Regions from separate parts of the Homo sapiens genome. Here region 2 is linked to region 1. The links are chromatin contacts, found by Hi-C or POLR2A ChIA-PET in ENCODE. All regions are on one chromosome and are shown on one strand. Each heading gives the region's core, a stretch centred on a gene start or an enhancer-like site at or near the end of the contact. The rest is flanking DNA. Distances are from core to core; before and after follow the strand shown. Region 1 overlaps RERE (arginine-glutamic acid dipeptide repeats). Region 2 overlaps RERE (arginine-glutamic acid dipeptide repeats).

What was found. A loop is a pair of places that touch in the nucleus more often than their neighbours do. ChIA-PET counts read pairs that join two places held with the same protein, here RNA polymerase II (POLR2A). Pooled maps may share reads with other maps.
Region 2: a map of PC-9 shows a loop between it and region 1 (2.2-fold over the local background). The contact joins two enhancer-like sites. A Hi-C loop is called at or near these places in 1 of 168 maps with a recorded cell type or tissue (PC-9) and 3 of 50 pooled maps. POLR2A ChIA-PET finds 5 or more read pairs at or near these places in 6 of 52 experiments (AG04450, HEK293, T-cell and 3 more).

The regions. Positions count from the first base shown.
Region 1 is chr1:8,726,376-8,729,664 of GRCh38, forward strand. All of the region lies in intron 1 of RERE (arginine-glutamic acid dipeptide repeats), which reads right to left. Among named protein-coding and RNA genes, the nearest start is that of RERE, 90 kb to the right of the region's middle. Within about 2 kb of position 1,681, at least 2 of the 41 ENCODE cell types and tissues checked have a DNase peak (open chromatin) inside an H3K27ac peak, as active enhancers do.
Region 2 is chr1:8,628,404-8,631,692 of GRCh38, forward strand. The region is part of intron 2 of RERE (arginine-glutamic acid dipeptide repeats); the gene reads right to left. Among named protein-coding and RNA genes, the nearest start is that of SNORD128, 140 kb to the left of the region's middle. RefSeq lists an enhancer at 1,417-1,536. Within about 2 kb of position 1,513, at least 7 of the 41 ENCODE cell types and tissues checked have a DNase peak (open chromatin) inside an H3K27ac peak, as active enhancers do.

The DNA of each region.
Region 1 (3,289 bases), core at 431-2,930:
AACTCCTGACCTCGTGATCCACCCGCCTCGGCCTCCCAAAGTGCTGGGGTTACAGGCGTGAGCCAACGCGCCCGGCCAGGCAATTCCAGTTTTTCTAAGACAGTATTGTAAACCAAGCAGAGATATTCCCTAGGGCCATATAATTCTGATACATTAGCTAATCTTTGTAAGCCAAATCAGAGCACTTCTTTCCAAAACTCACATTTCTACCAAACCGGGACACCGTGTGGTGGGGAAAGAGTTCAGAACACCTGGTATATTTTTCCAAAGCAAAATTTAACTTTCCATTGCCAGGAGAAGCATGAACATGTTGACTTATACTGCCCTCTAGAGTCTCCTTCTAATATTTTTTAGCCTGAAATAATTAATTCTAATCATAAGACTCTTCTAATTACTCAAGCTTTCAGTATTCTAATATTGTAAACTGACGTTTATTTATTTATTTATTGAGAAGAAGTCTCCCTCTATTGCCTAGGCTGGAGTGCAGTGGCACGACCTCAGCTCACTGCAACCTCCACCTCCTGAGTTCAAGCAATTCCCCTACCTCAGCCTCCAGAGTAGCTGGGATCACAGCCATGCACCACCACACCCAGCTCATTTTTGTACTCTTAGTAGAGACGGGTTTTCACCATGTTGGCCAGGCTGGTCTCAAACTCCTGACCTCAGGTGATCCACCCGCCTTTGGCTCCCAAAGTGCTGGGATTACAGCATGAGCCACTGGGCCCAGCCAACTGACCTTTTTTCAGTGGATTAGTAGTCTTTTTTTTGGAGGGCGCGGGGTGGGGGGAAAGGAGTCTCGCTCTGTAGCCCAGGCTGGAGTGCAGTGGCGCGATCTCGGCTCACTACAACCTCCGCCTCCAGGGTTCAAGCGATTCTCCTGCCTCAGCCTCGTGAGTAGCTGGGATTACAGGCATGCGCCACCATGCGCAGCTAATTTTGTATTTTTCATAGAGACAGAATTTCTCCATGTTGGTCAGGCTGGTCTTGAACTGCCGACCTCAGGTGATCCGCCCGCCTCAGCCTCTTAAAGGGCTGGGATTACAGATGTGAGCCACCGCATCTGGCTAGTAGTCATTATTAAAACATACAATATTTCAATTACCCACTGTTTTTTATTTTTTTGTTGTTTGTTTGTTTTGGACAGCGTCTCGCTCTGTCGCCAGGCTGTTGTGCAGTGGCACAATCTCAGCTTACTGCAACCTCTGCCTCCCGGGTTCAAGCGATTCTCCTGCCTCCGCCTCCCAAGTAACTGGGACTACAGGCACGCGCCACCACGTCCAGCTGATTTTTGTATTTTTGGTAGAGACGGTGTTTCACCATGTTGGCCAGGATGGTCTTGATCTCTTAACCTCGTGATCCGCCAGCCTCGGCCTCTCAAAGTGCTGGGATTACAGGTGTGAGCCACTGAGCCCGGCCAATTACCCACTATTCTTAAAGGTCAGCAGTACTTCCCCAAAGGACAGGAATGCACCCCAAACAGAATCTTCTAATTTGCTTATTTAAAAAAAGTTTTAAATAGCTCAAACTGCAAAGACTTCTAAAACAAAGACCACTTGTAGCATATATTAATTAATCCATGTAGCCCAGAGTTTTGTCTAGCAAAACCCAAGTTCACACATTTGACCACATGCACACGAACCTCAGCCAACGCAGCCAACGCTCCCCAGAGGCTACTTCTGCAGCTAAGCATCTGTCCTTTCAGCTCCTGGCAGTTCCTGCCTTTTCTCTTGCCAGGCAACCAGAGCTCTAAAGGGATCTTAATGCACTAATGAGAAGCCATGACAACCAAGACCTGCGGTAGCTGCAAAGCACAAACACCAGTATCCACTTTTACTGAGCACGCATGCAATAAGCAATGTGCTAAGGAATCCAAGTAAATTAAAATCATTCCTCTAACCTAATAACTCCATAGGCACCTATAACACACCATAACTTGAAACTTTCTATCATTCTTTATATTTAAGAACTTATTAAAAGGCAGGCTTTACCATGCACCACTGGTAGTATAGCTTGCCTCAGCTGTTATAGTAACTATAGAAGTAGGGTTATTTTCTTGTTTGTTTCAATCTAGAGTCATAAGAGACCATCAAAAAAAAAAAAACCCTATTGAAACCATGTTTAGAGCGAAAAAGTCTATATTCTTTTTAGGGGATTAGTAGTCACCATTAAAAGGTATGATATTTCAATTACCCACAGTTATTTGAGATCAGCAGTATTTCCTCAAAGGACAGCACCTAAAACGGAATTTTCTCTAGGCACCTGTGGTATACCATAACACCAAAAAGCATCCCTCAAAAAAGAAACTAAAACTAAGATGCTATGCTCCATACCCAGATATCTGTTATTACTTCTGAAAACAATCTAAGTAATCTTGGGGATCCCATCCAGTAGATAAAAACGATGGCATCCTTTGGGGCATAAAGTGAAGGTAAGATTTCCACAGGCTCTGAAACAGCAGCTAGCAACTAGGGCCAAGAGACTGCACCTGTTTTTGAAAATAAACTTTTATAGCCAGGCGCAGTGGCTCATGCCTGTAATCCCAGCACTTTGGGAGGCCGAGGCAGGTGATCATCCGAGGTCGGGAGTTCAAGACCAGCCTGACCAACATGGAGAAACCCTGTCTCTACTAAAAATACAAAATTAGCTGGGCATGGTGGCGCAAGCCTGTAATCCTAGCTACTCAGGAGGCTGAGGCAGAGAATCGTTTGAACCCGGGAGGTGGAAGCTGCGGTGAGCTGAGATCGTGCCACACCATTGCACTCCAGCCTGGGCAACAAGAGTGAGACTCCATCTCAATCAATCAATCAATCAATCAAGTTTTATTAGAAGTCAGCTACACCGATTTTTTTTTTTTTTTTTTTTTATTGAGATGGAGTCTCGCTCTGTTGCCCAGGCTGGAGTGCAGTGGCACAATCTCAGCTCACCACAACCTCTGCCTCCCTGGTTTCAAGTGATTCTCCTGCCTCAGCCTCCCAAGTAGCTGGGACTACAGGCACGTGCCACCATGCCTGGCTAATTTTTGTATTTTTAGTAGAGACGGGGTTTCACCACGTTGGCCAGGCTGGTTTCGAACTCTTGACCTTGTGATCCACCCGCCTCGGCCTCCCAAAGTGCTGGGGTTACAGGCATGAGCCACTGCACCTGGCCTTATTTTTTTATGTGTATTTTCTATGGTTGTTTGTCTTCCCACTACAATGGCAGAGTTCCATACTTGAAACAGAGACCATACAACCTGAAAAGACTAAATATTTACTATATCTGGCCCTTTACAGAAAAAGACTGCCAACAG
Region 2 (3,289 bases), core at 263-2,762, 98 kb before region 1:
AAAAATACACTGCTTTGACCTGATTTGTCTAATTCATTTTTAAAATCAAAGCATGACGAACTATTGTACAGTCAAACTTTTCTTTATAACCCTCTGACAAATATTAGGATGACCCAACAAAAAATAAACACAATTTAGAATTCAAGTCTCACAGAAAAAAATTCTACTTTATATTACTCTTAAAAATATTCAAAACAAGGTTCAATTAAAGCCAAATTCTCATATAAAAAGCATTTCCCCTTGGCTCATTAATCAAGCAGCTATTTAAGAAAATAATTTATATAAATGTTTATAGCACAAAAATAAAGTGCTTTATTTGAAAAGGGAAAGATAAGAACGTAGTCAAGAGCAATGTTAAAATCTCAGTTGGAATATATGCCCAGTAATCTTTTAAAGCCAAAATGATTTGGCAAGATTTTCATGCAATTTATGAGTGCATGGGATGTCTGAAGCTGGTTATAAAATTGGTTTTAGTCAGTAGGATCAATGATTCTCAATCTGAAAATCTCCCACGGCCCCCAAGCACTGCATATACTTCTTTTTTTATTAGAAAGCTAGCAGTTCTGAAAGAACTGCACAAAGCTGATGTGATCCACCAAATGCATAATGCACATCTTCAGAATCACCCATGTAAAAACACGTATTTACCAGAATTGAGCAAACGGTTTTGGCAGGGCAAGTATATATATTTTTTAAATCTTCAAATCAGCATGCCTGTAATGGGCCAGAAAAATGAGTGAGGCTATTACCATCAATATCAATTAGTCCAAACAACACATGATAACTAATGTGTCTTTACTAGGGATGTCTAGAAATGAAACCATGGGTCTAGGTTGAGACCTACTCTCTTAACACCTAACCTCTGTCTGGGAATGGATCACAGGATTAAGTGACCTCAAATCCTTGTGAACAGGGAGCAACAAAATCCGTAATTTGGGCAATGATACTGAACAGAGGTATTTCTGGCTGTTTCTCACAACCTCAGCATAGCTTCATGTCCAAAGATCTATTGTGCCATCTGTAAACAACAGAGCATTTGCTAAGCTGGGGAAGGAAGTCAGCCAAAACGTGAAGGCAGATTCTCAAGGCAAAGAAGGCCCTCTCTGCTTTTTCAACCCTCAGCAAATCAGCAGGTTTATGTAAATATAGCAAAAGCACAGTCCCCTCAAGGGTAAAAATCTCAGTCTGAAGCATTAGGCAGTGTGTCATTATGAAACACAAAGAACCTGTCAGCATCTTTTCTGACAGCCTCCTACAGAGCAGAGTGGACACTTACCTCACCCACTAATTTAGCAAGCAGTGCCACACACGCCAGTACTAAAACTGTGGTCACAACATATATAGGCAATGCTCAGCCACTGCTCCACCTCATAAAGAATTTTCCTTTCCATCAATGTGTCTCCGCCTATTAATCTTTGAAATACCTTCTCATCCCTTTGCAAAGCATGGCAGTGCCACTCTGATATAATTTCCAATAGAAAACCCCATTGTAAAAAGCACGCATGAACAAAGACTTTCTCACAAAGAGATTTCTCAGAGACCAAGCTGGGTGGCACAGCGGTGAAATGGGAAGTTGACTCTCAGGACTGCACCGCTCTTCTGCTTTCTGTTTCTCCTCTACATGACTCCTCCACCCTCAATGCTTGGAGGTAACAGTCAATGAGGTACAGTATGTTGGTCTAATATTGCAGAATAAAAAATCCACAAGTATCTCTCTACAGTTAAAACAGATGTCCTCCATTTTCCAAGACACACAAAGAGTGTATATGTTATGTGTGTGTGCATGCTGGAAACAACGCTGAAATCCCGGTACCCAAATTCCAATCCAGAGTCTCTGGCATACTGCATGTCCTCCAACAAACCCTCCCAGTTCTAGTCTCCCAAACCATAAAACAGCCAAACCCATCACCATTCCTCAACTCTATAAACAATGCACTGTTCTTCATAGTAAACACTCAAAAATTATATGAGGAACAAACAAACTAAACAGAGACATGGTTTAAAAAAAAAAGAAGAGAGAGATCCTAGCAAGAAAGTTGCTACGCTCTATCAATATGAACAAAACAAATGCTGTATTCTAATACTTCTTTAGGAAATAACTCGATTGCCAGGTAACCTACTTTAGTTTCCTGCCAGAATCTTTTGCTGTGAGGGGTACTCATATTGACTGTAACACTGGAGAATTTAAAAGGGAAAAGGACTGCTGCTCAGGAAGCTCAGGTGACAGCATCACTGGAGCCCTGGAGTTCAAAGCTGCAGTGAGCTATGATCCAGCCACTGTACTCCAATCTAGGTGACAGAGTGAGACCCTGTCACTCAGTCATACATACATACGTACATATATACACACATACATACATGGAAAAGGAAACAAAAATTGGGAAAAGTGCACCTCCATAAATGAAGCCTTCCCAGTCCTTACCCTTACTCTGTTTATCAACTGTTATCAAAATCAGCTGCATCATCTTAAGGATTCTAAACTTGGTGGGAAAAGATCCCAGATAACATATATCTTTGTTCCCCTCTTTTTTAAACATAATAATTACATTCCATGTATTGAAATGTCTATAGATTCCCAAGTAGTGCTACAAAGAAAGCCTCACTAAACACAGAACACTAAATATTTCTAGCAAACATTCATCTGTCTTTATCCTCATTGCTAACAAGGACAGTTAAATAATGAGAACAAACAAGTTGAGGGGAACAGGTCATAATAAACTAAAAGGGATTTTGTTGAAAATTCCTACATTTCTCTTTTCTCCTTTAAAAGTCAGGAAATCTCCCAATGTATTGAAAACTTAAAAACTGATCTCAGATAATTATCTTCCCAACTTTAAAAAATAATGCTGGGCCAGGCATGGTGGCACATGCCTGTAATTCCAGCACTTTGGGAGGCCGAGGCAGAGGACTGCCTGTGCCCTGGAGTTTGAGGTTACAATGAGCTATGACTGTACCACCACTACACTCCAGCCTGGGTGACAGCATGAAACCTTGTCTCTTAAAAAAATAAAAAATAACAGTGATGTGGATGTTTTGGACTAACTGCTGCAGCATGAAGCATGACCCCCGCTTCCCAAATCAATCATATGCTATACAAACTTGCGAACTCTGTGGAACAAGAAAAAGCAAAATTATCCTGCCAGTAGCAGAAATCTTATTAGTTATACTGATATGCTAAATATTAGCCATGGTTGGACACTTATATTACCCAAGCAAAGAACACTGTAAGCACTCTCATCTCCTTATTTTACTCTGAAAACGTTCCTTAAATAGCACCCCTTGTCAGCTG